2 separate regions of the Homo sapiens genome follow, and region 1 is linked to region 2. A link is a loop called in an ENCODE intact Hi-C map of the cell type or tissue named here. Cell type or tissue: dorsolateral prefrontal cortex. All regions are shown on one strand. Links, peaks and the distances in the headings refer to the core of each region. The heading gives the core; the rest is flanking DNA. Region 1 overlaps UBE4B (ubiquitination factor E4B). Region 2 overlaps NMNAT1 (nicotinamide nucleotide adenylyltransferase 1).

Region 1 (16,462 bases), core at 3,167-11,166, 200 kb after region 2:
ACTTAGCTACTGACTGATCTTTGGGTGGGGACATCCCTGCTTCCACAGAAACTGGTACGGTGCAAGGCCTGTGCTGATGCTGGCCTACTTGACGAGAGCTTCCTGAGAAGATGTCTGAATTTTTATGGCCTTCTCATTCAGCTGCTGCTCCGCATCCTGGACCCCGCATATCCCGAGTGAGTGTGCTTCTTCCTGTTTCCCTTGTCCCTCCTTGGCTGGGCTCTGTTGTCTTTATTGTCCTTCAAAGTTGATAACTAAAACCAAAACCCTTTCTTTATCAAGAATTCACTTCTCTGCAAGGCGCAGTGGTTCACGCCTGTAATCCCAGCACTTTGGGGGAGGCTGAGGCAGATGGATAACTTGAGGTCAGGAGTTCAAGACCAGCCTGGCCAACATGGCGAAACCGTGTCTCTACTAAAAATACAAAAATTAGCCGGGCTTGGTGGCAGATGCCTGCAGTCATAGCTACTCAGGAGGCTGAGGCATGAGAATCGTTTGAACCCGGGAGGCGGAGGTTGCATTGAGCCGAGATCATGCTACTGCACTCCAGCCTGGGCGACAGAGCGAGACTCTGTCCCCACCCAAAAAAAAAGATAATTCACTTCTCAGTTTCCAGATTGCATTTATATAGATTATGTAGTTATATTGATAGGTGTTTTCCCTGTAATTAGTTACAATAATAGGCAAATGTCAACACCTGTTATTTTAATTTTGACAAGTTTTCTTTAAAATTTGCTATAAAGTCTTTGATTGATAGAAAGAGAAATCTATAAATTGGAAGCCAAAAGCTGGAGATAATATTAGGCCCTCCTAAGCACTGGGTCCAGGAATACCCACCTAATTCAGAGAGTGAGCTAAGAACATTGTTGATCACTTTGTCATCAACTGGTCATCTCCTCCAGGCAAACCATTTTTGTTTTATTTATTATTATTATTATTTTACTGTTATGAAGTCTCTGGTTCACTGATGTTGGTGAGATTGGCCCAAGACCCGTGAAGGCGTGGAAAATATTATTTAAAATATGTGTGTAGGCCGGGTGCGGTGGCTCACGCCTATAATCCCAGCACTTTGGGAGGCCAGGGCGGGTGGATCACATGGTCAGGAGATCGAGACCATCTTTGCTAACACGGTGAAACCCCGTCTCTACTAAAAATACAAAAAATTAGCTGGGCGCTGTGGCGGGTGCCTGTAGTCCCAGCTACTCGGGAGGCTGAGGCAGGAGAATGGCGTGAACCTGGGAGGCGGAGCTTCCGGTGAGCGGAGATCACGTCTCTGCACTCCAGCCTGGGTGACGAGCAAGACTCCATCTCAAAAAAAAAAAAAAATGTGTGTAGCTCTGTTGTTTCCGTTTGAGTTGCACAAAATGACCAAATAGGACCTTTTTATTTCCTTCCCATTTTACTTATTGCATTAACCTTAGCAAGAAGTCAAGAAGGCTGGGCGTGGTGGCTCACGTCTGTAATCCCAGTACTTTGGAAGGCTGAGGCAGGCGGATCACTTGAGGTCAGGAGTTCGAGACCATCCTGGCCAACGTGGTGAAACACCGTCTCTACTAAAAATACAAAAATTAGCCAGGTGTGGTGGTGGGCGCCTGTAATCCCAGCTACTCGGGAGGCTGAGGCACAAGAATTGCTTGAACCCAGGAGGCAGAGGTTGCAGTGAGCCGAGATCACGCCACTGTACTCCAGCCTGGGTGACAGGGTGAGACTCTGTCTCAAAAAAAAAAAAAAAATCAAGAAAAGGGCCAGGTGTGGTGGCTCACACCTGTAATCCCAGCACTTTGGGAGGCCAAGATGGGTGGATCACTTGAGGTCAGGAGTTCGAGACCAGCCTGGCCAACATGGTGAAACCCTGTCTCTATTGAAAATACAAAAATTAGCCAGGTATGGTGGCACGTGCCTGTAATCTCAGCTATTCGGGAGGCTGAGACATGATAATCGATTGAACTGGGGAGGTGGAGGTTGCAGTGAGCCAAGATTGCACCACTGCACTCCAGCCTGGGTGACAGAGTGAGACTCCATCTCAGGGGAGAAAAAAAAGAAATCAAGAAAAGGAAAACATTTCACACATACCCTTGCATATGCACTGTCTTCATTATTCCCTGTTCATTTCTGGTTGTAGTTTCTTTGCCTACATATTTATTACATAGTATTACAGAATGATTTTCTTCCCCAAATGAAATACTTATCCGATGGTAATGTAATACTCCTTGTAGTTTGATGTACCATAATTTCATTTAATAAATTGTCCTTTTTTTCTCTTTGACAGTATAACACTGCCTTTAAATTCAGATGTCCCCAAGGTATTTGCAGCGTTGCCTGAGTTTTATGTAGAAGATGTTGCAGAATTTTTATTTTTTATTGTACAGTAAGTGCCTTTAATATTTTACATAGTTCTAATATGTTTTTATGCATAATAGTATAATATTCTGAGCTATGTTGCAAACCTCCATTTCATGCCTGAAATTTGATGTAACTGTTTTAACTGAATGCTGCCTAGAGACTGGAAAAAATAAATCCAACTGTGGCATCAGTCCAATTCCAATAATATCTCAAAGACAGAGGCAGGATTAACAGTGCAGATAATGTATTCCTTGAAAATTGAGTTGAATTTCTAATAGTTAAATATGTGTTTCTGAGCAACAGAAGGAGGAAACAGTTTATAAATGTCTGAATGAACATCCCAAAACCAGAAATATCCACATCTATATTTTGTACTAAAATTTGTCTCAATTGTAAAATTGGAGAATGCTTACCAAGAAATGGTTTGAATTTCTAACTGGTATTGTAGGGTTTTAATTTTTTTTTCAAATCCTTATTTGGTTTATCAAATTAACATTTTATTTCTAAAACATTACAGGTTAGAAGAATTACAATTTCAATCCCTTGGCACCATGATAGCACCTATGACTAGCTGAGGGAGTGGTATGTGAAGTCTATTGTGAAAAGTAAAAGTCATGCTGGGCACTGTGGCTCATGCTTGTAGTCCCAGACATGCAGGAGGATTGCTTGAGCCTAGTTCAAGACCAGTCTGGGCAATGCAGCAAGTCTGCATCTCTTTAAAAAATAAATAAATAAATAGTATAGGTCCCCAGTCACAGAATACAAATTGTGAAAGTTTTGTAACAAACAACAGGAAAAAAACAAAATTAGTATAAATGATTTTAAAATAAGGGCCAAAAGTAAATGGAGCAAGTTAATATTGCTGTCATAAAAGCTGCCTTTAAAAAAAAGCCCAAATCAAGGCAGAGGTTGCAATGAGCAGAGATCATGCCACTACACTCCAACCTGGGCAACATACACAAAAAAACCCAAATCATTGGTGACACGTGATTTTGATTGGTATGAAATTTTAAAAGTGACTCAAAAACGTGGTTTATTTGTTGAAAAACCAACCTTGGAATTTAAGCAACTCAAGTCACATTTTAAAATTTGTTCTATGCACAGTGATACAAAAGACACCTATTTGAAAAATTTCATTTATTCTCATTTTCAGCAGAGATTAAAAAAAAACTATCAAAATTTTTATGTTTTGGTAGTGATGATCTTTTGTGAAGTTTATCTGATTTGATCATAGGTTTTGTTTATAGTTAATATAACATGCTACAGCCAGTAACCATGTTTGGTTTTAAATCTGTCTTGTTACAGTGTGAATAGTCACTGTAGGCTGGGTGCAATGGCTCATGCCTGTAATCCCAGCACTTTGGGAGGCCAAGGTGGGCAAATCACGAGGTCAAAAGATCAAGACCATCCTGGCCAACATGGTGAAACCCCATCTCTACTAAAAATACAAAAGTTAGCTGGGCATGGTGGCAGGCACCTGTAGTCCCAGCTACTCAGGAGGCTGAGGCAGGAGAATCGCTTGAACTTTGGAGGCGGAGGTTTCAGTGAGCCGAGATTGTGCCACTGCACTCCAGCCTGGGCAACACAGCGAGGCTCCATCTCAAGAAAAAAAAAAAAAAATAGGCTGGGCGCAGTGGCTCATGCCTGTAATCCCACCATTTTGGGAGGTCGAGGCGGGCGGATCACGAGGTCAGGAGATCGAGACCATCCTGGCTAACATGGTGAAACCCCATCTCTACTAAAAATACAAAAAAAATTAGCCGGGCATGGTGGCAGGTGCCTGTAGTCCCAGCTACTCGGGAGGCTGAGGCAGGAGAATGGCGTGAACCTGGGAGGCGGAGCTTGCAGTGAGCCGAGATCGCGCCACTGCACTCCAGCCTGGGCGACAGAGCGAGACTCTGTCTCAAAAAAAAAAAAAAGTCACTGTAAACTGAATGAGTTCAAGGGCACTCCCAAACCTACTTATCCTGCCTTCCCCTCCTCACTTACTGACACCAGCCTTCACCCAAGATGAGTTTCTCAGCAGTTTCTCAGCGGTCTCTTTCTTGCTCTTCTTGCCTCTGTTCAGATACTCTCCCCAGGCGCTTTATGAGCCCTGTACTCAGGATATTGTGATGTTCCTTGTTGTGATGTTGTGCAACCAGAACTACATCCGAAACCCATATTTGGTGGCCAAACTGGTAGAAGTCATGTTTATGACCAACCCTGCTGTTCAGCCACGAACCCAGAAGTTTTTTGAAATGATTGAGAACCATCCTCTCTCCACCAAGTTGTTGGTACCTTCCCTGATGAAGTTTTATACAGGTAGGTTGCTGGAACACAGTGTAGCACATGGCAGGCCAACTTAGGTAAGGTCATCTAAAGCTAGTGGACGACGTTGCTCTAAGCCTGTTACCTAATATCCTGCTACCTGTGTGTATAGCCTACTAACCTGTGGCCTGCAGAGGATGTACTTTTGGTTCTTCTTGCCCTGAGTAGTTAGGAATAGGACAACCATTCCACCTACTGGTCTCTGATGATTCAGCAGGAACTACTGAAAGTCAGATGATTGGCACCGAGACCCAGGGTATCAAGAGCACAAGTTGGTAGTGTTATCTGAATGGAATTATCTGGTTCATTTTACCTTTGAACTTACAGCATTTGTTTTTTAACACTATCCTATAACCCACTTTCCAAAGTGTGGGTGAAACAGGGAGCTTGTTAAAAATGCATATTCTTGGTCCGGGTGCGGTGGCTCATGCCTGTAATCCCAGCACTTTGGGAGGCCGAGGCGGGCGGATCACAAGGTCAGGAGTTCAAGACCAGCCTGGCCAGTATGGTGAAACCCCATCTCTACTAAAAATAGAAAAAAAAATTAAATTAGCCGGGCATGGTTGCAGGTGCCTGTAGTCCCAGGGCGGTTGAGGGAGGAGAATTGCTTGAACCCGGGAGGCAGAAGTTGCAGTGAGCCGAGATCCCGCCACTGTATTCCAGCCTGGGCAAGAGAACAAGACTCCGTCTCAAATAATAATAATAATAATAATAATAATAATAATAATACCACTTTTCACCTGTCAAATTTATTTCTTAAGTTGAAAATACCTGGTACAAACATGGTTGTGGAGAAGTAAGCTAACCTGCAAAAAAACCTGCTTAATCTACCCTATAGCCAGTGTGCAGATTTAGTGCTATGAAACTCTCATGAGAATGCAAATTTAAAGCCTTTCTGAAAGGCAGTTTAGCAGCCCACACCAAGAGCCTTAAAAATGCTTTTATCGGGGCCAGGTGCGGTGGCTCATACCTGTAATCCCAGCACTTTGGGAGGCCGAGGCGGGTGGATCACCTGAGATCAGGAATTTGTGACCAGCCTGGCCAACATGGAGAAACCCCGTCTCTACTAAAAATACAAAAATTAGCTGGGTGTGGCGGGCGGCGCCTGTCATCCCAGCTACTCAGGAGGCCGAGGCACGAGAATCGAGTGAACCTAGGAGGCAGAGGTTGCATTGAACTGAGATCACACCAGTGTGCTCCAGCCTAGGAGAAAGGGCAAGACTCCGTCTCAAAAAAGAAAAAAAAAAAGCACTGGGATAACAAATAGTAGGTGCAGGAAGTAGCCATCTTCTATCCCTCAGTCTGGGGACCCAAGGGAAGAGCCTGGGGATCTCAGAACCCAGCTGCCCTGATGAGGGCTTGGACGGAGCTAGGACCCAGTCCTCTGTGGAAGGCCCTTGGCCAGTAGGTGCTGGTGTCTCTCTCGGGGGTTGTGCACGGTTGCTAGCTCTGGGGGTACGAGACAAAGCTGAAAATTGGAACCAACTGCTACTGCTGACAGTAAGTGCAAGGTCCTAAGTCCCTTGTTTCTCCTTCAGTTTTCCAGTTCTCCTGCAGCACCCCCTATTGGCAACCCTAGAGAGGGCGGGCTGCCAAAGGAAAGATTCTGCAGTGCCAGCCCCAGAATCACAAAGCCAACTACAAAGAGTGCATGTGGGCTGGGCACGGTGACTCCAGCTAATAATCCTAGCACTTTAGGAGGCCAAGGTGGGAGGATTGTTTGAGCCTAAGAGTTGGAGACCAGCCTGGGCAACATGGCGAGACCCCATCTCTACGAAAAATTTAAAAATTAGATGCCTGTTGTCCCAGCTACTAAGGAGGCAGAGGTGGGAGGAAGGCTTGAGCCCAGGAGTTCAAGGCTGCAGTGAGCTATGATCTTGCTGCTGCGTTCCAGCCTGTGAAACAAAGCAAGACCCTGTTTCTAAAAAAAAAAAAAAAAAAAAAAAAAAAAGGGTAAAAAGACTGGGTTTCGGCCAGGCACAGTAGCTTACACTTGTAATCCCAGCACTTTGGGAGGCCAAGGCAGTGGATCACCTGAGGTCAGGAGTTCGAGACTAGCCTGACCAAAATGGTGAATCCTAGTCTCTACTAAAAGTAAAAGGCCGGGCGTGGTGGCTCACGCCTGTAATCCCAGCATTTTGGAAGACTGAGGTGGGTGGATCACAAGGTCAAGAGATCGAGATGAGCCTCGCCAACATGGTGAAACCCCGTCTCTACTAAAAATACAAAAATTAGGCCTGGCACAGTGGCTCACGCTGTAATCCCAGCACTTTGGGAGGCTGAGGTGGGCGAATCACCTGAGGTCGGGAGTTCAAAACCAGCCTGACCAACATGGTGAAACCCTGTCTCTACTAAAAATACAAAATTAGCCTGGCATGGTGGCACATGCCTGTAATCCCAGCTACTTGGGAGGCTGAGGCAGGAGAATCACTTGAACCCGCGAGGCAGAGGTTACGGTGAGCCAAGATCGCGCCATTGTAATCCAGCCTGGGCAACAAGAGCAAAACTCCGTCTCAAAAACAAAAATTAGCTGGACATGGTGGCATGTGCCTGTAGTCCCAGCTACTCGGGAGGCTGAGGCAGGAGAATCTCTTGAACCCGGGAGGCAGAGGTTGCAATGAGCCAAGATCGCGCTACTGCACTTCAGCCTGGTGACAGAGCAAGACTTCATCTCAAAAACAAAACAAAAAACAAAACAAAACAAAATTAGCCGGGTGACGCATGCGTGTAATCCCAGCAACTTGAGAAGCTGAGGCAGGAGAATAGCTTGAACCCGGGAGGTGGAGGTTGTAGTTAGCCGAGATCTAAAAAAATTTTAAAAAAAAAGAGTGGATTTGGAGCTACGAGACAACAGCTGAATAGCTATACTCTGACATAAGAATTTAATTTCTTGAAATTTATTCAATGGAAATAATTACGAATGTTTGTAAGTGATGTTCTCCACAGCATTATTTATAAAGCAGTGCAGTGAAAATAATAAAAACAACTGGCCGGGCTCAGTGACTCACGCCTGTAATCCCAGCACTTTGGGAGGCTGAGGCAGGAGGATCACCTGAGGTCAGGAGTTGGAGGCTTAGTCTGGCCAAAATGGTGAAACCCCGTCTCTACTAAAAATACAAAAAAATTTAGCTGGGCGTAGTGGTGCACACCTATAGTCCCAGCTTCTCTGGAGTCTAAGGCAGATGAATCACTTGAATCAGGGAGGCAGAGGTTGCAGTGAGCCAAGATCGTGCCATTGCACTCCAGCCTGGGCTACAAGAGCAAATCTCCATCTCAAAAAAAAAAAAAAGGAATGTAGGGAAGGACATATACCAAAATAGTAACAGCGCATTGGTTATTTTTGAATGGTAGCATTATAAATAGTTTTTATTTTTATTTTATTATCTGAACTTCTTAATTTTTCTACAGTAAACATGTATTGTTAGTAGTAAAGACAAAACAATTTTAGTTAAATTTATTTTGTAGTCAGTGTTCTGGGCCTGTCACTGTGGCTTCAGGAGAGAGAGAGAGAGAGAGAGTGTGTGTGTGTGTGTGTGTGTGTGTTTGTGTATTTGTGTTTACACAACAGAACTGGGCCTGTTGCCTATAAGACGAGTGCTGGGCCTAGTGGAGTCCTGCTGGGAATGTTCCAGAAGGAATTGGGTGGGGGTTGTTCTCTCTTTCCTCTTTGCCATGTGTGCCCTCTGGCCTGGACCACCTCTTCAGTCATAGATGGATGACATCTGTACTAATAATAGCCACCACTTATTGAATGCTTACTAATCCTTTCACTTAATCCCCACGGCAGTCCTAAAGATAGTACTATAAATACATCCACTTTACAAATGAGGAAACTGAAGCTTAAAAGGGTCAAGAAGCTTGCTGAAGGTCAGTGGCTAGCAAGTGGCAGCAACCTCGCAGATGCCCTTTAGCACAGGTCCCCCTGGCTACTGTGCTGGTCTTCCTACAGCTACTAAGGGACCGGTGTGAGGGTACCCCTGAGGGAGGCATCACAGACATAGTCCCCAGTGCTCATCACCTCCATGTGAAGACCTGGCTGATTAGGTCCTGGTCCCTGAGCAGATGGGACCCTCAGATATAAATTAAAAGTTGCCACACACAAGATCAGTATGTGGAACAAGCTCCTCTTAACACCACAGAGATAGTATTCTAGCTTAGAAAATGCTCAAGTTAGGCTGGGCGTGGTGGCTCACGCCTGTAATCCTAGCACTTTGGGAGTCCGAGACAGGTGAATCACTTGAGGCCAGGAGTTTGAGACCAGCCTGGCCAACATGGCGAAACCCTGTCTCTACTAAAAATACAAAAGATTATCCGGGTGTGGTGGTGGGGGCCTGTAATGCCAGCTACTTGGGAGGCTGAGGCTGGGGAATTGCTTGAACCGGGACCTGGGAGGTGGAGGTCGCAGTGAGCCAAGATCTTGCCACTGTACTCCAGCCTGGGCTACAGAGTGAGACTCCATCTCAAAAAAAAAAAAAAAGAAAGAAGGCAGCAAGAATACCTGGGGGGAGGAGGGAGAGGTTCAACACAAGTCTAGTCCACCTACGGCCTTCTAGAACAAGGACCTGGGAATTAGAACTTGGGCTGGTATGACTTTGAGGGAACAGTAGAAGTGAATAAGAAGAAAAAAAAACTGTTGGGAGAAATGTATATTGTTTTGTTTCATTTTCTTTTCTTTTTTTTTTTTTTTTTTGAGCTAGGGTCTTGCTCTGTCACCCACGCTAGAGTGTAGTGGTACAATTACAGCACCATGCACTCTTGACCTCCCGGGCTCAAGTGATCCTCCTACCTCAGCCTCCCCTGTAGCTGGGACTGCAGGCATGTGCCACCACACCCAGCTAATTTTTGTGGTTTTTGTAGAGACGGGGTTTCACGATGTTCACCAGGCTGGTCTCAAACTCCTGAGCTCAAGTGATCTGCCCACCCGGGCCTCCTGAAGTGCTGGAAATACAGATGCGGGGCCCTGCTGAGATACATATTGCTACATAATAAATTAACATTTACTTAGTCTCTACTATATTCAGAATTGGGTGCAGATATTGGGGCATTTTAGATGATATGAGGCGTTGGGTTGGTCCTCCTGTATCTTCCTCTTGTAGGCTATCCTTATGTCAACACTCCACACTTTAGCTCATGCTTTTATACAATTAATAAATGACATTTAGTTTATTTTAAGGAAAGGTTACTTAATGAATATACATAAGTACTTTCGGATCTTAGTATGATAGGTGTTAATTATCTTATTTTATTTTTAAATAGCTGTTTCCTTTTTTGGTCACACACAAAAAAATGTGTTCTTTGGAAAATACAGAAAATATCAAAGACAAGGTATAGTGGCTCACACCTGTAATCTCAGTACTTTGGAAGGACGATGTAGGAGGATCGCTTGAGGCAGGAATTTGAAACCAGCCTAGGCAACATAGTGAGACCCCATCTGTAAAAAAATTAAAAGTGAAAAAAAAAATTTTTGAGACAGAGTCTTGCTTTGTCGCCCAGGCTGGAGTGCAGTGGCATGATCTTGGCTCACTGCAACCTCTGTATCTGGATTCAAGCAATTCTCCTGCTTCAGCCTCCTGAGTAGCTGGAATTATGGGCACACACCACCATGCCCTGCTAGTTTTTGTATTTTTATTAATAGTAGAGGCGGGGTTTTGCTATGTTGGCCAGGCTGGTCTCGAACTCCTGGCCTCAAGTGATCTGCCTGCCTCGGCCTCCCAAAGTGCTGGGATTATAGGCGAGAGCCACCACGCTCAGCCATAAAAAATAAGCCACGCGTGGTGGATACACCTCCAGTCCCAGCTACTTGGGATGCTGAGGTGGGAGGATCACTTGAGCCCGAGAGGTTGAGGCTGCAGTGAGCCATTATTCACACCACTGCACTTTACCCTGGGTGACAGGGCAAGACCCTGTCTCCAAAAAAATAATAATAAAATAGTTGGGCACGGTGGCTCACACCTGTAATCCCAGCACTTTGGGAGGCCAAGGTGGGTGGATCATGAGGCCAAGAGATCGAGACAATCCTGGCCAATATGGTGAAACCCCATCTTTACTAAAAATACAAAAATTAGCAGGGCGTGGTGGCGCATGTCTATAGTCCCAGCTACTAGGGAGGCTGAGGCAGGAGAATTGCTTGAACCCCGAGGCAGAGGTTGCAGTGAGCTGAGATCGTGCTACTGCACTCCAGCCTGGCGACAGAGCGGGACTCTGTCTCAAAAATAATAATAATAATAATAAAATTTGTCATGAATTCTGAAATTTCTCATGCCTAAGCTTTTGCCATTTGGACAAACAAGTTTGATTTTTATCCCTCTTTAATAGATTTAGGGATGATAGACACATTGGTGTTTTTTCAACACCAAAAATGGTCAATAGATAGACACATTTAGTAAATACATGGCCCTCAATAAAATTAAACCTAACTTTTTATCCGCTGAAGTATGTCCATTTGAGGTGCCATAGAATTTCTGTAAATTAATAACTTAAAATTAGGTGGGGGGAGTATGATAATTCAGCTTTTGGTCATTGGTAAGTTGATGTTGTCCTAATGATGGGAGTTTTCCTAGCCCCGTTCCTTTAGGTGTTGTGTCATTGTCAAATCTTCATTGTGAAACTTTTGTCTTTAAAAGCAGCTTATAATTTCTGTCGTGCCCTACATGCAAAAGAAGTGCAAAATTTCACCAGCTCTCTGATTTTGCAGGTTTACATTCACTCAGTATCATTGTTGGGGCAATAACTGGATTTGGAAAGCAAGAAAATACATATCCCTCAGTACCTTTGTCTTTCTTCTTTAGATGTTGAGCATACCGGAGCCACCAGTGAGTTTTATGACAAGTTCACAATTCGCTATCATATTAGCACCATTTTTAAAAGCCTTTGGCAAAACATAGCTCACCATGGCACCTTTATGGAGGAGTTCAAGTGAGTATGGGGCCCCTCGTGTCACAACTTGCTTTCTTGCAAATCGCAGGTAGGATTGCAGCTTAAAAGCATGCACAGCTGGGTTCTTGTTGACTGTTTGCTTGGTCTCAGACTCCTTTGAGTTTACCACAAGATGCCACTAAATGTGGGCAGGATTTTTTAAATGGCTTTACTTGCAAGATATTGCTGAATTTTAGATTTGTCAAGATACTTTGGGGGTGGTACACAAGCGAAGATTGTATAGGGCAGGGCGTGGTGGCTCACGCCTGTAATCCCAGCACTTTGGGAGGCAGAGGCGGGCGGATCACTTGAGGTCAGGAGTTCAAAACCAGCCTGGCCAACATGGTGAAACCCCATCTCTATTAAAAATACAAAACATTAACTGGGTGTGGTGGCGCACGTCTGTTATCCTAGCTACTTGGGAAGCTGAGGCAGGAGAATCACTTGAACCCGGGAGGCAGAATTTGCAGTGAGCCGAGATTGTGCCAGTGCTCTCCAGCCTGGGTGACAGAGCGAGACTCCGTCTCAAAAAAAAAAAAAAAAAGGAAAAGAAAAGATCCTATAAATATGCTGAGATGATGGGTTAAGTGTTTTTTTGGTGTTTTCTACGATGACAGTGTTAAATGAAGTTGTCAGAATGAGTGAAATGAAATCTTAGTTCCTGAATGTTGGAAGGACTTTAGATTTTGCAACAATTAGGTCAGAGTTGTCATTTAAAGTATCATTCTTTGTGGTAAGGCCCTAAACCTTAATTAAAGACTTTTCATATACCTACCTGAAATCTGAGTGACTGCTTAAACCTGGACATTAGTAATTCCATCTAAATTATCTGTCAGTGCCTAAAAACAAAAGGGAGATGAAGATGCTGAACTCTTGAATTATTCTTCAAAAATTTTATCCCATCTAAGGGCCGGGCGTGGTGGCTCATGCCTGTAATCCCAGCACTTTGGGAGGCCGAGCAGGGCGGATCAGGAGGTCAGGAGATCGAGACCATCCTGGCTAACATGGTGAAACCCCGTCTCTACTAAAAATACCAAAAAATTAGCCAGGCATGGTGGTGGGCGCGGTGGCGGGCGCCTGTAGTCCCAGCTACTCAGGAGGCTGAGGCAGGAGAATGGCGTGAACCTGGGAGGCGGAGCTTGCAGTGAGCCGAGATGGTGCCACTGCACTCCAGCCTGGGCGACAGAGTGAGACTCCGTCTCAAATAAATAAATAAATAAATAAAAATTTTATCCCACCTACTTGGATCTTTTGCAACCCATGTTAGATCTTTGATCAAATCTAGCTATACTTGTTAACCGAATTACTAGTCAATAATATACAAATTACCAGTGGAATAACTATTTGCCAGATAGATTTCTGTGAAGCAAACTTTTTAACTTTTTGTTTCCATAAACTGCTCTTATGGTCAGAATTGTGTTCCAGCTAAAGCCTGGCACGAGGCAGGCCCATGGCTTGGTCTGAATGGTGCTGATTGGAGCGCTTGTCCTGAACTTGCCATGTTCCTGAGATCGAGGCCTCCTGCACTTGTTCACAGGAACTTCTCTTCTCCAGCATGGGCTTACCACCCCGTAGTTGCACAGTTGTAGACCCTGAAGTGTAGCTTCTTTTTTTCTCTACGAATCTGGCATCTCCAGAGTCTAACAGAGGTAGGCCAAGCTATTTCAGTTCACCAGCAAGTTCTCATTATAACACGATCTGCAGAACAGTTCCTTAGATTGGAGGCTTCCAGTTTTAAAGTAAGTTAATATCCCACTTTATCAATATTACAGGTTCCAATTTTTCTTCCATGCGTCAGTCTTTGTGATAAGGAATAACTATATCAGTTGTTTTCTTATCTGTTGTATGTGGTTAATTATTTGCATTTTCTTGGTATATTGGTGAGTATATGCGTTTTTCCTGTTCTAGTCTGGAAGAAGTGTTTTCTCTCCTTAAAAACATTGAGGGAGTGAGCTAGGGGTGTGCTGGTAAGCCTGCTCTGGGAAGCAGGGTGGGGGAGTCAGCATTTGCTGGTTTTCCATGGTGTGACTGTTTCCTCTGTTGCCCAATTTAAGGTGCCAGGGGAATCTGGTTATAAAATTCTGGAATATTTAGCACTTGACTGTCATCAGCCGTGCAAGGTGGCTCCAAATACCACTGGAATGAGCTTATCATAAACAATTTAAAAGAATAACAAAATCCAGGCCAGGTGTGGTGGCTCATCTCTGTAATCCCAACATTTTGAGGGGCTGAGGTGGGAGGAACGCTTGAGCCCAGGAGTTTGAGACCAGCCCTGGCAACATAACAAGTCCCTGTCTCTACAAAAAATACAAAAGCTGGGCGTGGTGGTGTGTGCCTGTAGTTCCAGCTACTTAGGAGGCTGAGGCAGGAAGATTGCTTGAGCCCTGGAGGTCGAGGATGCAGTGAGCTGTGATTGTGCCACTGCATTCCAGGCTGGGCGACAGAGTGAGACCCTGTCTCAAAAAGAAACAAGATTAACATAATCTAAAGAGAAGCTTGGTGGTCCTTGAATTCCATAGTGCCTGACTTGTGCCAGGGTAGCCAGGCTTTTAGGGTGAGATAGTTGCAGTCTGGGTGGAGGTGCTTGTTCCCTGGGATTTGCTGTGGCATTTTGCTTCAGGGAGATGTATGACCATGTACAATATAATTGCCTTTCCAGCTCCGGGAAGCAGTTTGTTCGCTATATAAACATGTTGATAAACGACACGACGTTTTTGCTCGATGAAAGTCTGGAGTCTCTGAAGCGAATCCATGAAGTGCAGGAAGAGATGAAGAACAAAGAACAGTGGGACCAGTTGCCCCGGGTGAGGACGTGGTCCAGAGGCTTGGACAGCTTTGCAGGCCATCTGCCTCCACACACGGGCAGAGCTGCTTTGGGGCTGCATTTGTGGGTCTGATGATATGCGATCTGACATGCTGGGATTTTCCTTCCATGAAATCATATTGCAGGATTGGAATAGGAAAATTCTTAAATACCTTATCTGAAGCTAAGAAATGGGTTGAGAAGTCTTTGAAAATGTACACTGAAAACTTTCTCTGCCTTTTTAATTTTAAAGGGCTTTTTTGGAGATGAGCTTTTATTGTCTGAATATATTAATATTCATGAACATAATTAGGAAAGAAATCTCTAGAATTATGTCTGCTGGACAAGAATTTGATTTGTTCCTATGGGCTTCTCTAGGCAACTGTGTGAATCACTCAGGATCCTGGCGGGGTGTTTTTTCCCTTTCAGTTGATCTTGGGTTTTATATTCAGTTATTAATAGAAAAGAGGCCTGGCTTGCCAGGTTCCATGGAAAGCACGTGCCGTGCCAGTACCAGTGCTCTTTCCTGACGTGCGTAGCAGCCACTGAGATACTTCCTTGGTCGCTTATGAGGCCCTTGACAGTTGCTGGTGACTTCTTAGATTGGCTTAGGTTTATTGATTCTGTTCTTGGAATTGTCAGGCTCAGAATCAGAACTGATTTCCATAAGGGGTTCTCATGTCAAAGTGGGGACTGCTTTTTCTTCACTTTTTCTTTTTTTTTTTTTTTTGAGACGGAGTTTCACTCTTGTCGCCCACGCAGGAGTACAGTGGTGCGATCTCTTCTCACTGCAATCCCCGCTTCTCCGGTTGAAGCGATTTTCGTGCCTCAGCCTTCTGAATAGCTGGGATTACAGGCGCCTGCCACCACACCTGGCTAGTTTTTGTATTTTGTTTGTTTGTTTTTGAGACGGAGTCTTGCTCTTTCACCCATGCTGGAGTGCAGTGGCACGATCTCAGCTCACTGCAATCTTTGCCTCCTGGGTACAAGTGATTCTCCTGCCTCAGCCTCCCAAGTAGTTGGGACTACAGGCACCTGCCACTACGCCTGGCTTATTTTTTGTATTTTTAGTAGAGATGGGGTTTCACCGTGTTAGCCAGGATGGTCTCGATCTCCTGACCTTGTGATCCGCCTTCCTCGGCCTCCCAAAGTGCTGGGATTACAGGCGTGAGCCATTGCACCCGGACAATTTTTGTATTTTTAGTAGTGACGGGGTTTCACCATGTTGGCCAGGCCTGTCTTGGACTCCTGACCTCAGGTGATCCATCCGCCTCAGCCTCCCAAAGTGCTGGGACTACAGGCGTGAGTCACCGCGCCCAGACTTTTTTTTTTTTTTTTTCTTTTTTAATTTCAACTTTTATTTTAGATTCAGGGGATGGGGTACATGTGCAGGTTTGTTACATGGGTATACCGTGATGCTGAGGCTTTATGATTCAGCCTGTCACCCAGGGAGTGAGCATAATACCTAATAGGTAGTTTTCAACCCTCACTCCTCCCTCACTCCCCTCCCTTGTAGTCCCCAGTGTCTGTTATTCCCGTCTCCGTCCATGTGTACCAATGTTTAGCTCCCATTTATACCTGCTTTTCTTCTTATGTATTAAAGTTCTACCCATTCTCTGAGTAAGGTCCTATCCAAATACTCCCTCAGGTTTGTCTTCGCCAATCAGCATAGCTGAAAATTCTCACCTTTCTCCTTACTTCTGTAACACCCACTTTATACCATTCACAGTGCTTGGTATGCCCAGCTTATATTTTATTTACTTATTTGTTTTTTATTATTATTAATAAATAAAGACAGAGTGTTGATCTGTCGCCTTGGCTGGAGTGCACTGGCAGGATCATAGCACACCACAGCCTCAACCTCCTGGACTCAAGTGATCCTCCTGCCTCAGCCTTTGTAGATCCAAAGAGCTGGATCTACAAGCATGTACCACCACGCTTGGCTAATTAAAAAAATTTTTTTTATAGAGACAAAGTCTCACATGCTTGCTTCAGCAGCACGTATACTAACATTGGAACAATGCAGAGAAGATTACCATGGCCCCTGCTCGAGGATGACATGCAAATTCATAAAGCATTCCATCCTTTAAA
Region 2 (16,462 bases), core at 1,564-9,563:
AGACCCTCATAACAAAAAATTAAAAATAAAATTACCCAGAAACTGGTTGGAACTATTTAATGATGTTCTTAGTCCATCTTCCTGAAGTAGTCCACAGAACAACATCAGTGTTCATGGTAGAATTGTTTCATCAGGGCAGTTTTTTTTTAAGTAACAATGTCTTGTTAAAAAACAAGAGCTGTGTTGCCCAGGCTGGAGTGCAGTGGTGTGATCATAGCTCACTGCAGCCTTGAACTCCTGGGCTCAAGCGATCCTCTGGCCTTGGCCCCTCAAAGTGTTGTGGTGATTGGCACAAGCCACCGACAGGCCTGGAGTCTGAAGTTAGTTATATTTCAGCTACCCAGGATAAACTTCTAACTATGATTACCACAGAACTCTACCAAAACTAATTGTTTCACTTAGTTCTGTCTGATTATGGAATCTCTTTATTACCATCAGTTGTTTTTCAGAGTTACAATTTGAATATGAAACCATTTTTCTAGCCCACCTTAGAGAAGACTGTTGACACACTAGTTGAAATGGTTGCAATAGCCTCTACCTTGCAAGACACTTCAGATTCAAAGAATTTCCTTTGCAAAAGTCGGCCGGGTGCAGTGGCTCATGCCTGTAATCCCAGCACTTTGGGAGGCCAAGGCGGGCAGATCACTTAAGGTCAGGAATTCAAAACCAGCCCGGCCAACATGGTGAAACCCCATCTCTACTAAAAATACAAAAATTAACCAGGCGTGGTGGTCCATGCCTGTAATCTTAGCTACTCAGGAGGCTGAGGCATGAGAATCGCTTGAACTCAGGAGGTGAATGCTGCAGTGAGCCAAGATCACGACGCTGCACTGCAGCCTGGGTGACAGAGCAACTCCGTCTTAAAAAAACAAAACAAAACAAAACAAAAGAAGAAAAAAATAAAAGTACCTATTAATGCAATTATCTTTCAATTTTGATTCATAAATATGTGTGGAAGTGTCAATGTTTTGGGTAAAATGGAATTCACAGTGACAGAGTCAGTGCCATACAAAACAAAACTGGAAAATATACTTTAAAAAAATTATTTGAGCTGGGTGTAGTGGCTCACACCTGTAATCCCAGGACTTTGGGAAGCCGAGGTGGGCGGATCACGAGGTCAGGAGTTTGAGACCAGCCTGGCCCCTATGGTGAAACCCTGTCTCTACTAAAAATACAAAAAATTAGCTGTGCATGGTGGCGTATGCCTGTAGTTCCAGCTACTCGGGAGGCTGAGGCAGGAGAATTGCTTGAACCCGGCAGGCGGAGGTTGCAGTGAGCCGAGATCGTGCTCTTCAGCCTGGGCTACAGGGTGAGACTCGGTCTCAAAAAAATAATAATAATAATTTGAAAAATTTGCTGAATAAACATTTGTTCACAGTGTACTTTCCCTGATTTTTTAATTTTTGTTTTTGTTTGCCCTGTCACCCAGACTGGAGTACAGTGACACGAGCACGGCTCACTGCAGCCTTAATCTCTCAGGCTCAAGTGATCCTTGCACCTCAGCCTCCCTAGTAGCTGGGACTTCAGGTGCATGCCACCACATCCGGCTAGTTTTTGTATTTTTTGTAGAGATGAGGTTTTGTCATGTTGCCCAGGCTGGTTTCAAACTCCTGGGCTCAAGTAATCCTCCCACCTTGGCCCCGCAAAGTGCCGGAATTACAGGCATGAGCCACCCCACCCAGCCTTCCCCTAATTTTGATAATGATAATCCAATGTTCTGTTCTGGCATTTGTGTAGTTTTAGCGTGTGCAGTCTTCGAAGCAGTGGAGGTATTTGCCTTTTCTTCTCTGTGACTTAGTCATTCAGCAGTTCTATGCTAAGGGTTTTTTTATATGCCTTTAGGTTCTTGTTTAGAGTTAATGGATAATGAAAACATTTCTAATGCATAAGAGAAATGCATTCTGAAACAAAAATAGAATACAAGCCTTCAGACAGAAGGCAGAGAAGAAACTGGAGAAAGAGAAATAAGATGTTAGGTAGGAAACCATGGGAGACAGCACTGGGGAAAGTAACCTCCAGACTGGGAGTCACTGGGAAACCAGATAAATGCTCCTTGGCAGCGGGAGGAGTTGAGGACACTTCAGCTTGGTCTTGGGATGGGAGCCCAGAGAACGCAAGTTGCTCCAACTAGGTAGGGAAAATGCTGGGACAGATGAAACTTGAGTGGCTAACAAGAAGTACCAGGAGCCAAAGGCTCTCTGAACACTTGGGCCTCTTTTAAATGTCTGCCTTAAATAGCTTGTACCATTGTAAGTCTTGCATAATGGGTGAGAACATGAACTTTTAGAATCAAAGATGTCACTCTAGGTGTGGTTGTATTTGGAGTAAGGAAATAATTAAGGTTAAATGAGGTCATAAGTGTGGGGCCCTGATCCGATAGGACTAGTGTCCTTATCAGAAGAGTGAATGGAGAGCTTGCCCCTTACCCTTACATACTGAAGAAAGATTATGTGAGGACTAGCAAGAAGGTGGCCATGTACAAGACAGGAACAGAGCTGCCACCAGAGACCAAATTGGCCAAAACCTTGATCTTGGGCTTCTAGTCTCCAGAATGGTGACAAAGTAAATTTCTGTTGTTTAAGTCACCCAGTCTGTGGTATTTTAGTATGACAGCCCAAGCAGACAAATACACCATCTATATGCAGATACATCCAAATCTCTAGTCTGTTGTATGTCTGTACCTCTCCCCTGAACTTGGCTTTGTTCTCCACTTGCCTACTTATTGTCACCACTTGGATATATAATAGATGTCTCAAACTTCACTTCTCTGTAAACTGAACTCCTGATAGTCCCCTCAAGCCTACTCCATAGACATCTTTCTCTTCTCTTTTTTTTGGAGACAGGGTCTTGCTGTGTCGCCCAGGCTGGAGTGCAATGGCGTGATCATGGTTCACTGCAGCCTTGAACTCCTAGACTTAGGTGATCCTCCCACCTCCGCCTCCCAAGTAGGATGTGAGGGCAACCTGGCTGTGACATCTCTCACCCCGTTGATCACCAGGGTTGATCCGGCTGATCTGGCTGGCTAGGCCGGTGTCTCCTTCCTCCCTCACTGCTCCATGTATATCCCTCCCGAAGCTGCACACTCAAGTCGAAGAGAACGACCATCCCCAATAGAGGAGGACTAATCTTCGGTCAAGGGTATATAAGTAGCTGCGTTCCCCTGCTAGAACCTCCAAACAAGCTCTCAAGGTCCCAGGTAGCTAGGATTACAGGCACACGCCATCATGCTTCACTATCATTCTCTTCTCAATTAAAGGTAATACTGTTCTTTTAGCTGCTTAGGCCAAAAACTTTTGGAGTCATGCTTGACTTTTCTTTCTTTCACAGCCCACATCCCATCCATTGCAAATCACATTGGCTGTATGTTCCAAATACACCCAGAATTGAGTGACATCTTATCACTTTGCTACCACCATCAGGGCCAGGTCAGCATCACCTGTCACCTGGATTATTGCAGTAGCCTCCCATCTTATGTCTTCACTTGTACCCTTGCCTCTCCCTACATTCTGTTTTCAGCTTCAACTGCTAGAGAGATCCTTAAAAATATGTCAGATCATGTCACTCCTCTGCTCAAAGCCCTGCAGTGGTTGATGAGGTCTAGAGAATGTGTTGTTTCTAAATAATTTCTGTTAATCATGGTAATATAATTACTTCAAAGGAATTTCATTCTTATTGTGTGATTGCTCGCATTTCTAATTCCTAACTTAGTGCTGTGTCTGGGATGTGGAAGGTGGTCCGAAAATGTTGGTGGCGTCAAGGGATAGTGGGTATATATTAGGTAACCTCTCCAGATGAGAACAGATGAACAGTCATTTCCATGTGTTCAGGTGCTGTGCCTGTCAGAGATACTTTGGGAGATTTTATACTGAATACGTTCTTCTTGCCCATTAGTACTGTTCTTTTTCTCAAGAAATGGAGTTGTCGGCCAGGTGAGGTGGCTCATGCTCGTAATCCCAACACTTTGGGAGGTTAAGGTGGGCGGATTGCTTGAGCCCAGGAGTTCGAGACCAGTCTGGGCAATATAGTGAAACCTTATCTCTACAAAAAAATACAAAAGAGTAGCCAGGTCTGGTGGGGCATACCTGTAGTCCCAGCTACTTGGGGTAAGGGCTGAGGTGGGAGGATGGCTTGAGTCCGGGAGGTGGAGGTTGCAGTGACTGTGCCATTGTATTCCAGCCTGGGTGATAGAGCGAGACCCTGTCTCAAAATGAAGTGGTATCCAGTCCTTAATGACATTGGGACCATTTGTGAGTAACTAGTCCCTAACAAAAATACTTCAGAATTTTTTTTTTTTTTTGAGACAGAGTTTTACTCTTGTTGCCTAGGCTGGAGTGCAATGGCCCCATCTCAGCTCACTGCAACCTCCGCCTCCTGGGTTCATGTGATTCTCCTGCCTCAGCCTCCTAAGTAGCTGGTACAGGCACCCGCCACCATGCCTGGCTAATTTTTTGTATTTTTAGTAGAGACGGGGTTTCACCATGTTGGCCAGGCTGGTCTCGAACTCCTGACCTCAGGTGATTCACCCACCTGGCCTCCCAAAATGCTGGGATTACAGGCGTCAGCCACTGTGTCTGGCCCGGAATTGTTAAATATACACTGAAGTAAAAAGACAAAACACGGCTGGCCATGGTGGCTCACGCCTGTAATCCCAGCACTTTGGGAGGCCGAGGCAGGTGGATCACCTGACGTCAGGTGTTCAAGAGCAGCCTGACCAACATAGTGAAACCCCATCTCTACTAAAAATACAAAAATTAGCCGGGCATGGTGGCAGGCACCTGTAATCCCAGCTACGTGGGAGGCTGAGGCAGAATCGCTTGAACCCTGGAGGCGGAGATTTCAGCGAGCCGAAATCACACCACTGCACTCCGGCCTGGGCAACAGACCAGGACTCTGTCTCAAAAAAAAAAAAGAGAAAGACAAAACACAATGCAGGTCACTTAGCTATTTTCTCTAGAAAACAATTAGCTGTCATGATGCAGAAGATTGTTATAATCTATAAGGGGGAGGTTGTGGTTATTTTTACTCTAAAATCTTCCACTGCTTTTTTTTTTTTTTTTTGAGATGGAGTTTCACTCTGTCACCCAGGCTGGAGTGCAGTGGTGCAATCTTTGCTCACTGCAACCTCCACCTCCTGGGTTCAAGCGATTCTCCTGCCTCAGCCTCCCGAGTAGCTAGGATTATAGGTACACACCAAGAGGCCCAGCTAATTTTTGTGTGTGTATATATATATATGTATGTGTATATATATAATTTTTTTGTTTTTTTTAGTGGAGACGGAGTTTCACCATGTTGGCAAGGCTAGTCTCAAACTCCTGACTTCAAGTGATTCGCCCACCTCGGCCTCTCAAAGTGCTGGGATTACAGGCATGAGCCACCGTGTCCGGCCCCACTACATTCTTAAAGAAGCAATAAATTGACCTTGTTTAAATACACAATCTGAATTACTGGGGTCTTTTGAAACTAAACCTTTGTTCATTACTAAGATTTCTATTTTCCTTCCTCTTTTTCAGCACTTATTTCTATAGCAGTCTCCCAGCTGATGCCACTTAACTTCATTGAACAAAAAATGAGGTTTAGAAAATCACAATAATCATTGTGAAAGTATTTGATAGGAGATCTTTATTTGGGGTGAATTGGGTTATGATGTCAGTCCTGTGATTTCAGCGGAACTGTTTCTTTTTATCCATTGTCAGTGAGTGCTCATTAATACTTAAATGCAGCTTTCTTTTTCTTTCTTTTGAGACAGAGTCTCGCTCTGTCACCCAGGCTGGAGGGCAGTGACGCAATCTCGGCTCACTACAACCTCTGCCTCCCGGGTTCAAGTGATTCTCCTGCCTCAGCCTCCCAAGTAGGTGGGATTACAGGCACCTGCAACCATGCCCGGCTAATTTTTGTATTTTTAGTAGTGACAGGGTTTTGACATGTTGGTCAGGCTGATCTCGAACTCCTGACCTCAAGTGATCCGCCCGCCTTGGCCTCCCAAAGTGTTGAGATTATAGGCATGAACCACCACGCCTGGCATAATGCAGTTTTCTACTAAATGACTGATTTTGACATGCTTCCTGTTATTGGCCCTGCTGTTCAGCTGAAATAGCAGGATAGGAGATGGTCGTGTGATGGCCGATAGGTGGCAGTGCTGCTGGGACAGGCCCAGCCTGGTAGAGACGAGTATCTCAGACAGGAAAAACAGGACCCAGATGGCTCAGACTGTTGGGTTAGCATCTGGCCTTCGACAGGTCACCCTGGCCCGCCAGATCAGCCCCAGGCCTGACAAAAGCACTACAGGATAAAGAATAGGATCTCATTAAATGCAGTGGAAGTAACGTGAGAAGGATGGCTTTTCATATGCCATCCTAACCCTCCCCTCCCCCCGTTTTCTTTGCTTTGCTTTTCATACTTCTTAGCTTCTTGGATCTCTTGCTTTAAGAGGAACTAGGGTGTGGGCACAGTGGTTCACAGCTATAATCCCAGCACTTTGGGAGGCTGAGACGGGTGGATCAGTTGAGGTCAGGAGTTCAAGACTAGCCTGGCCAACATGGCGAAACCCCATCTCTACTAAAAATACCAAAATTATCCAGGCATAGTGGCACACACCTTTAATTCCAGCTACTGGGGAGGCTGAGGCAGAAGAATTGCTTTAATCCAGGAGGAGGAGGTTGCAGTGAGCCAAGATCACGCCACTGCACTCCAGCTTAAGCAACAAAGTGAGACTCTGTTTCAAAAAAAAAAAAAAAAGAGGAACTAGAGCTTAATATTCTCCTTGCAACATCACAGTCACAGTGCTGGTTGAGTAGTTACTTGCCTCGAAGGACTGGTAAGCCTTTGACAAGGATTGGTTACTTGGGAAGTTTTCTTGCTTACCTGTAGAAGTTAAGCTGCTCACCGACAGGAGCACAGACAAGTAGTAAAGTTCAGGGGTTGTTGTTTCCTACATTTGAGAGAGAAAAGGTGCTATGAGGAATACTTTGTCTTTTAATCAGAATGTGTTAAAAATGTTTTGCCACAAGGATTTAAATGAAGGTGCCAATTTAGCAAGAAATAGAAGTCTTGCTGTATACTGTGCCAAACCCAATCCAACAGCTTCAGTTTTTTTTTGTTGTTGTTGTTGTTGTTTGTTTGTTTTGAGGCAAGATGTTGCTTTGTCATCCAGGCCAAAGTGCAGTGGTGTGAGCATGGCTCACTGGAGCCTTGACTTCCTGGGTTCACGGGATCCTCCTGCCTCAGCCTCCCAAGTAGCTGGGACTACAGGCACGTGCCACCAGGTCCAGCTAATTTTTGTAATTTTTGTAGAGATGGGGTTTCTCCACATTGCCTATGCTGGTCTTCATCTCCTGGGCTCAATCGATCTGCCTGCCTCAGCCTTCCAAAGTACTGGGATTAGAGGCGTGAGCCACTGTGCCCGGCCTGTTTCACTGTTGATTAATATCTTAACTACTTTTCGAAGCTCTAGTAAAGTAGAATTCACCTACAAAAACAAAAATCTCTTGTAGAATTTTTAAACTTTCCCCAGTGAAATGTTTTAACTGTGACATGTGCCTAATCAGGTATTCCATCTCCACATATCTCTTCTTTTGGTGTCAGTAGAAAATAAATATTGAAGACATATTATTTACAGCCAAACTTTCAGATTAAGATAAGCCTTTAGAAATTCTTTGTTTATGGCTCACGCCTGTAATCCCAGCACTTTGGGAGGCCGAGGTGGGTGGATCACGAGGTCGGGAGATCCAGACCATCCTGGCTAACACAGTGAAACCCCATCTCTACTAAAAAAAAATACAAAAAATTAGCCGGGCATGGTGGCGGGCACCTGTAGTCCTAGCTACTCGGGAGGCTGAGGCGGGAGAATGGCGTGAACCTGGGAGGCGGAGCTTGCAGTAAGCACAGATTGCGCCACTGCACTCCAGCTGGGGTGACAGAGTGAGACTCTGTCTCAAAGAAAAAAAAAGAAATTCATTGTTTAAAAACATACACAGTCTGTTGCCAAAACTGTTAACACCATAGTGCAGACTCCTTAACTGAAGGATCCCACACCAAATGCAGAAGACATCCACTTCAGTGCCCGTGGCAATGGCTCCATCTGAACAAACTGCACAGTAAAACCTAAAAAGACAGAGGAACAGCATCAGTTTTTAGGTTTAATCATCTCAGAAAGAAACATATTCTTTGTTTTTTTGTTTTTTTTTCTTAAGACAGAGTCTCACTCTGTCACCCAGGCTGGAGTGCAGTGGCACAATCTCAGCTCACGGTGACCTCTGCCTCCTGGGTTCAAGTGATTCTCCTGCCTCAGCCTCCCTAGTAGGTGGGATTATAGGTGTGCACCACCACTTCTGGGTAATTTTTTGTATTTTTAGTAGAGACAGGGTTTCACCATGTTGGCCAGGCTGGTCTCGAACTCCTGACCTCAGGTGATCTGCCCACCTTGGCCTCCCAAAGTGCTGGGATTATAGGCGTGAGCCACCACGCTCGGCTAGAAACATATTTGAGCCACCACGCTCGGCTAGAAACAGATTCTTGAATGCAAACCTAAATGCAATTTGTTTCCTTCCCTTCCTGCTGTGGAACAGAAATGTCCAGTCTGGGCAAACTAATTTTTCCTTTGATATAGATTGTATGCATGTTTTTTTTTTTTGAGACGGAGTCTTGCTCTGTCGCCCAGGTGGAAGTGCAGTGACGTGATCTTGACTCACTGCAACCTCTGCCTCCTAGGTTCAAGCAATTCTCCGGCCTCAGCCTCCCGAGTAGCTGGAACTACAGGTGCCCGCCACCACGCCTGGCTAATTTTTTTTGTATTTTTAGTAGAGACGGGGTTTCACTGCATTATCCAGGATGGTCTCGATCTCCTGTCCTTGTGATCCACCCACCTCAGCCTCCCAAAATGGGATTACAGGTGTGAGCCACTGTGCGCGGGCTTTTTTTTTTTTTTTTTGAGACGGAGTCTTGCTCTGTTGCCAGGCTGGAGTACAGTGGCGCCATCTCAGCTCACTGCATCCTCTGCCTCCCAGGCTCAAGTGATTCTCCTGCTCCAGCCTCCTGAGTAGCTGGGATTACAGGCCTGCACCACCACACCCAGCTAATTTTGTTTTTTTTTTTGAGACGGAGTCTCACTCTGTTGCCAGGCTAGAATGCAGTGGCATGATCTCGGCTGACTGCAACCTCTGCCTCCCGGGTTCAAGTGATTCTCCTGCCTCAGCCTCCCAAGTAGCTGGGACTACAGGCGTGTGCCACCACGCTCAGCTAATTTTTGTATTTTTAGTAGAGACAGAGTTTCACCATGTTGGCCAGGCTGGTCTCAAACTCGTGACCTCAGGTGATCCATCTGTCTTGGCCTCCCAAAGTGCTGGGATTGCAGGCATGAGCCACCACACCCGGCCCTATTTTTTCATTTTAAAAAATTCGGACATAGTTTTTGCTGAAATCATATATCACTCTTTTTTTTTTTTTTTTTTTTTTTTTTGAGACAGAGTCTTGCTCTCTTGCCCAGGCTGGAGTGCAGTGGCACGATCTTGGCTCACTGCAACCTCCGCCTCCCAGGTTCAAGCGATCCTCCTGCCACAGTCCCCATCGTAGCTGGGACTACAGGCACGTGCCATCATGCCCAGCTAATTTTTGTATTTTTAGTAGAGAAGGGGTTTTGCCATGTTGGCCAGGCTGGTCTTGAACTCCTGATCTCAGGTGATCCACCTGCCTCGGCCTCCCAAAGTGCTGGGATTACAGGCATGAGCCACCGCACCCGGCCCATACATCACTCTTAAAAGCACATTCAAAGGAAAATATAATTAAGATAGATTAGCTAAAATATTTCTTAAACTTCTCCACATTTCAGAATGTTGAGAATAGAGACCAACTCTGTGTCCTTTTTTTTTGGAGATAGGGCCTCCCTCTGTCACCCAGGCTGGAGTGCAATGACATGACTCACTGCACCCTCCACCTCCTGGGCTTTAGTGACCCTCTTACTTCAACCTCCCAAGTAGCAGGGACTACAGGTGCATGACACCATGCCCAGCTAACTTCTTCTATTTTTTGTAGAGATGATGTCTCACCATGTTGCCCAGGCTGGTCTTGAACTCCTGACTTCACACGATCCTCCCACCTCAGCCTCAAAGTGTTGGGGTTACAGGCATGAGCCACTGGACCCAGCCCTGTATCACTTTTTGACTTCAAGTTGCCATTGTCCTTGTTTTTCTACGCAGAATCATCTCTTGATCAATGACTATTTATTGAATGAAAAACCCGATACTTTAATATTATAACACTAAAGAATTTTATAGCAGAAGGAATTTGGGCCAGGCATGGTGGCTCATGCCTGTAATTCCAGCACTTTGGGAGTCTGAGGTGGGTGGATCACAAGGTCAGGAGATTGAGACCATCCTGGCCAACATGGTGACACCCCATCTCTACTAAAAATACAAACATTAGGTTCGTGTGGTGGCGCGTGCCTGTAATCCCAGCTACTCAGGAGGCTGAGGCACGAGAATCGCTTGAACCCAGGAGGCGGAGGTTGCAGTGAGCCGAGATCACACCACTGCACTCCAGCCTGGCAACAGAGCAAGACTCCATCTCAAAAAAAAAAAAAAGGAATTTATGTTTAACTTAATTTGGTTCCGTACTCAAATTATAGAACAACTAAAAGAGAGGCCAGGCACGCTGGCTCACGCCTGTAATCCCAGCACTTTGGGAGGCTGAGGCAGGTGGATCACCTGAGGTCAGGACTTTGAGACCAGCCTGACCAACATGGTGAAACCCCATCTCTAAGCTGGGCGCGGTGGCTCACGCCTGTAATCCCAGCACTTTGGAAGGCTGAGGCTGGTGGATCACCTGAGGTCAGGAGTTTGAGACCAGCCTGGCCAACATGGTGAAACCTCATCTCTACTTAAAATACAAAAAATTAGCTGGGCGTGGTGGTATGCACCTGTAATCCCAGCTACTCGGGAGGCTGAGGCAGGAGAATCGCTTGAACCCGGGAGGCGGAGGTTGCAGTGAGCTGGGATCGCGCCATTGCACTCCAGCCTGGGGACAAGAGCGAGACTTTGTCTCAAAAAAAAAAAAAAAAAAAGAAAGAAACCCCTTCTCTACTAAAAATACAAAATTAGCTGGGTGTGGTGGCGCATGCCTGTAATTGCAGCTACTAGGGAGGCTGAGGCAGGAGAATCACTTGAACTTGGGAGGCAGAGGTTGCAGTGAGCCGAGATTGCACCATTGCCCTCCAGCCTGGGCAAAAAGAGTGAAACTCCATCTCAAAAAACAAAAAGCAAAAACAACTAAAAGAGATACTTAGGAAGTTTTTAAAGATTCCCTTCACCTGAATTTTAGATGTGAGTTGTTTTTTTAATTTTAGTCTATGAGTTCCTGAAGAGCAGAGAGCTCTGTCCTACCAATTTTTGTTGTAGCAGTGTCTGGCTACTATTTGTAGTAGATACTTAATAAATGCTTGACGGATAACTACACACTTACCAATTGTGAAGAAGGTAAAGATGGTATTACTAACCAGGTTGTACAGGAGAGATTGGCTGCAATATTGGGAAGATCTGGGCCTAAAAGTCAATAAACTGGGTGATACATTAATTTATTACTTATTACAGGAAATCTATGGTATACGCGTAACACCAGAAGGCACTAATCCTTGAACTCTAATTCTTATTCTGGCACTGGGTTCATCTTGGCTGTAGGCAACTCACTTCTCTTGAGAACCTTGGTTCCTTTACCATGACTGTAAATAAATGCTACAAAATAGTCCATAAATAATAGTAAGAGTTATTAGTGTCATCACTGGTAAATAAATAACGTTTACCATGTTTCTTTTCTTTTTTTTTTTTTTTTTGAGACAGAGTTTTACTTTGTCACCCAGGCTGGACTGCAGTGGTGCGATCTCTGCTCACTGCAACCTCTGCCTCCCAGGTTCAGGCAATTCTTGGGCCTCTGCCTTCCCAGTAGCTGGGATTACAGGCACGTGCCACCACACCCGGCTAGCTTTTGTATTTTTTGGTAGAGATGGGGTTTCATCATGTTGGCCATGCTGATCTCGAACCCCTGACCTCAAGTGATTGGTCTACCTTTTTTTTTTTTTTTTTTTGAGACAGAGTCTTGTTCTGTCACTGAAGCTGGAGTGCAGTTGTATGATCTCAGCTCACTGCAACCTCCACCTCCTGGGTTCAAGCGATTCTCATGCCTCAGCTTCCTGAGTAGCTAGGATTACAGGCGTGTGCCACCACACCTGGCTAATATTTTGCATTTTTAGTAGAGATGGGGTTTCATCATGTTGTCCAAGCTGGTCTCGAACTCCTGACCTCAGGTGATCCGCCCACCTTGGCCTCCCAAAGTGCTTGGATTACAGGCATGAGCCACTGATCCTGGCCTTGTTTACCTTTTTTTTTTTTTTTTTTGAGACAGAGTCTCGCTCTGTCACCCAGGCTGGAATGTAATGGTGTGATCTTGGCTCACTGCAACCTCCACCTCCGAGGTTCAAGCGATTCTCCTGCCTCAGCCTCCTCAGTATCTAGGATTGCAGGCACATGCCACCATGCCTGGATAATTTTTGTATTTTTAGTTGAGATGGGGTTTCACCATGTTGGTCATGCTGGTCTCAAACTCCTGATCTTGTGATCCACCCGCCTCGGCCTCCCAAAATGCTAAGATTACAGGCATGAGCCATTGCATCTGGCCTTTTTATTTTTATTTTTGAGGTGGAGTTTCGCTCTTGTCACCCAGGCTGGAGTTCAATGGTGGGATATCAACTCACTGCAACCTCTGCCTCCCAGGTTCAAGCAATTCCCCTGCCTCAGCCTCCTGAGTAGCTGGGATTACAGGAATGTACCAGCATGTCAGGCTAATTTTGTATTTTTAGTACAGACAGGGTTTCTCCATGTTGGTCAGGCTGGTCTCACACTCCCAACCTCAGGTGATCCGCCCACCTCAGCCTCCCAAAGTGCTGGGATTACAGGTGTGAGCCACCGTGCCCAGTCTTGTTTACCATTTTTTTTTTGAGACGCAGTCTCACTCTGTTTCTTGCAGTGCCGCGATCTTGGCTCACTGTAACCTCCACCTCCCGGGTTCAAGCAATTCTCCTTCCTGAGCCTCCCGAGTAGCTGGATTACAGGCATGCGCCACCACGCGAGAGTGGGCTTCACCATGTTGGCCAGGCTGGTCTCGAACTATTGACCTCGTGATCCACGCCTCGGCTTCCCAAAGTGCTGGGATTACAGGTGTGAGCCACCGTGCCCAGCCCTTATTTACCAGTTTTTAAATTCACGTTAATTTGCGATTTTGGTGAAAAACTATTTCATGGGAATTCTGACTTCTAGTAAGGAAAAATGACTTATTTTACACAGACTTTCTGTAATAGAAGCTGGTGAGTTTGAGTTCGGCTAATTACAAGGAGTGTTGCAGCTTCCTGTCACTCCCCCTCGCTTAAGTAGATTCTCAGTTTTCAGATTTTTTTTTAGAATTAAAGTTATTAACAGACTGTTTCCGCTAAGAATAATTTCGAAGACAGAATCTGAAAGAACATATTAAGTAATAATCAGGTCGGGCGTGCCTGTCACCCTCAGCCCTGCAGACATAAGCTAACGCTAGACCGTTGGGACTGGTCTCCAGGGAATCTGTAAGTTGAGACATTGGTCCCCTCATTGTCTCCTATTTAATGGCTTTCTATACCAGAAGAAGTAAGTGTGGATTAAAAGTTAAGCTCAGTTTACCCACAGCTATCTTCACTATATTGAGATTTTTGGCTTTTCAAAGAAGTGAAGTAGGTGATTGCCCTTGGTAATAGGGGCAGAAAACATGGGGCAGGCTGCAATTAACATTTTACATTACTCGTTTAGTGATGAAATAGCTTCCAGAAAACAAATTCAGGTTCTGTTTGGTGATAATGTTACATTTAACTACAGAGATAAAGTTTTAAACATAATGATATTTTGTGTTTTTAGTAGAGATGGTGTTTCTGATTGAATTGAGATCCATTGCATTCTAATAAAATTCTATCTAATAATACTTCAATAAGAATATTAAAATAGCTACTACTTATTGTTCTCCCATTATTTAGCAGGCTTTGTTGATACTGATTTTTTGTTTTGTTTTGTTTTTTTTTTTTTTGAGACAGAGTCTTGCTCTGTCACCCAGGCTGGAGTGCAGTGGTGTGATCTCAGCTCACTGCAACCTCTGCCTCCTGGGTTCAAGCAATTCTCCTGCCTCAGCCTCCTGAGTATCTGGGACTACAGAAGCACACCACCATGCCCGACTAATTTTTGTATTTTTAGTAGAGATGGGGTTTCACCATGCTGATCAGGTTGGTCTTGAATTCCTGACCTCGTGATCCGCCCACCTCTGTCTCCCAAAGTACTGGGATTAGAGGTGTGAGCCACTGCTCCCAGCCTGTTGATACTGATCTTTAGGGAATCTTTAGAACCTTGGTTCCTTTATCATGACTGTAAATTAATGTAAAACAACCTGCAAGTAATACTAAGTTATCAATATTCATAATTGGTAGACAAATGTGTCAAACATTTTACATGCATTATCTAATTTAATATGCACAAAATCCTATGACATAGGACTGTGGTTCTCCATTTTTTTAAATGAGGAAACTGACTGTTAACTGACAAACTGAGAGTTAATCTACCTACCACAACTTGCACAAGCAAATGAAAATTGTTACTGCTCAAAGCATTTTTGAAATTCTTTTGAGATTACGTGTACGTAGTTTCCATGGCATGTAAGAAAATCTTGGTCGGGCACAGTGGCTTAAGCCTGTAATCCCAGCACTTTGGGAAGCCGAGGCAGGTGGATCACCTGAGATCGGGAGTTTGAGACCAGCCTGGCCAGCATACTGAAACCCCATCTCTACTAAAAATACAAAAATTAGCTGGGTGTGGTGGCGGGCGCCTGTAATCCCAGCTACTCAGGAGGCTGAAGCAGAAGAATCGCTTGAACCCGGGAGGCAGAGGTTGCAGTGAGCTGAGATCGTGCCATTGCACTACAGCCAGGGGACAAGAGTGAAACTCCATCTTGGAAAAAAAAAAAAAAAAAAAAAAAAAGAGGCCGGGTGCGGTGACTCACGCCTATAATCCTAGCACTTTGGGAGGCCAAAGTAGGCAGATCATGAGGTCAGGAGTTCAAGACCAGCATGACCAATATGGTGAAACCCCATCTCTACTAAAAATACAAAAATTAGCTGGGCGTGGTGGCATGCGCCTGTAATCCCAGCTACTCAGGAGGCTGAGGCAGGAGAATGGCTTGAACCTGGGAGGTGGAGGTTGCAGTGAGCCAAGATTGCACGCCACTGCACTCCAGCCTGGCGACAACGAGACTCTGTCCCCCCACCAAAAAAAGAAAAGAAAGAAAATCTCACCATTAACTAATCATTCTAACTCCCTTCTTCACTGTAAACTATTAAATTCACCTTGATTATTTTATTAATTGGGTTTAGCACTGAATAACTTTAGGGGATTCACAGAAATCAAATATACCCTCCAAAGACAGATTTATCCCCAGTGAAGGTACTCAAAAGAATATGCAATTTCAAAATATACCCCCAAGAGTATTTAATGGCAGCATTGTTGGAACAAGAACATAGCTACATGCTTAAAGTTATTGTTTTGAAAGGAATAGCACCCTTTTAGAGGTGTAAATCCTGAGAGGTGGTGAGGTCAGCCATGTTACTTAACTCTTAGCCAACACAGGTTTAATACTGAGCATCCTGAAATATGCGATAGGGAAAGCCAAACAGAATTACTATTGTTTTCGAAAAGTTGATTTTTAAAAAACTGACTTTTTAGCCAGGAGTGATGGCGTGTGCTTGTAGTACTAGCTACTTGGCAGGCTGAGGTGGGAGGATCTCTTGAGCCTGGGATTTGAAGGCTGCAGTGAGCAATGATTGTGCCACTGTACTGCAGCCTAGGCAACAGAGCGATACCCTATCTCTAAAAAAAACAAAAACAAAAACAAAAAAACCCTGGCTTAATGTTATGTTAATATTTACATCTCAGTGTTTTTAAAACATAAAGATCAGTTATTTTGGCCAGGTGTGGTGGCTCATGCCTCTAATCCCAGCACCGTGGGAGGCCAAGGTGGGAGGATCACTTGAGGCCAGGAGTTTGACACCAGCCTGGGCAACACAGCGAGACCCCATCTCTACCAAAAATAATAATAATAATAAAGATCAGTAACTACCCAGGCCAAAACGCAGTGGCTCAATTTCAGCCTCCCGAGTGGCTGGGACTACAGCCACGTGCCACTGTACCCAGCCCAAGATTAGTAATTTTAAAATTAAAAGTAAATTTTAAGCCTCAAGACTGCCAGAGAAAGAAATGAACTCCTTATTGTCACAGTGAGCTGAGGAGGGACACTTACAGCCTGAGCTGGTGAGTTCTCAGCAGCCAGCAGTGCAAGCGATAGGCCGTGTGGGCCAAACAAAAGTGAATCATGGTGACACTGGGCCCAGAGCACCTGGAGCAAGACAAGGAGGACC

The links. Hi-C counts contacts between places; a loop is a spot of excess contacts. Peaks named below come from ENCODE experiments on the same cell type or tissue, not always from the same donor. Only the 100,000 strongest peaks of a DNase experiment are listed, where the experiment ranks them.
Region 1: a loop joins it to region 2, with 4 times the contacts of the local background. A loop is called at or near these places in 34 of 110 quality-filtered maps.

What each region holds. Positions count from the first base shown.
Region 1 is chr1:10,146,915-10,163,376 of GRCh38, forward strand. It overlaps UBE4B (ubiquitination factor E4B), which reads left to right. Exons shown (of 28, transcript NM_001105562.3): 19 at 49-176; 20 at 2,270-2,368; 21 at 4,412-4,647; 22 at 11,442-11,568; 23 at 14,228-14,372. It also overlaps the pseudogene RNU6-828P. Among named protein-coding and RNA genes, the nearest start is that of KIF1B, 55 kb to the right of the region's middle. RefSeq lists a silencer at 8,239-8,440. In dorsolateral prefrontal cortex, for the core only: a CTCF peak has its summit at 6,219 (motif pointing left); a DNase peak (open chromatin) is centred at 6,237; H3K27ac peaks cover 4,885 bases.
Region 2 is chr1:9,944,370-9,960,831 of GRCh38, forward strand. The region is part of intron 1 of NMNAT1 (nicotinamide nucleotide adenylyltransferase 1); the gene reads left to right. It also overlaps the pseudogene RN7SKP269 and the pseudogene TMEM274P. Among named protein-coding and RNA genes, the nearest start is that of NMNAT1, 9.1 kb to the left of the region's middle. In dorsolateral prefrontal cortex, for the core only: CTCF peaks have their summits at 6,126 (motif pointing right) and 6,332; a DNase peak (open chromatin) is centred at 6,132; H3K4me3 peaks cover 891 bases; H3K27ac peaks cover 3,702 bases.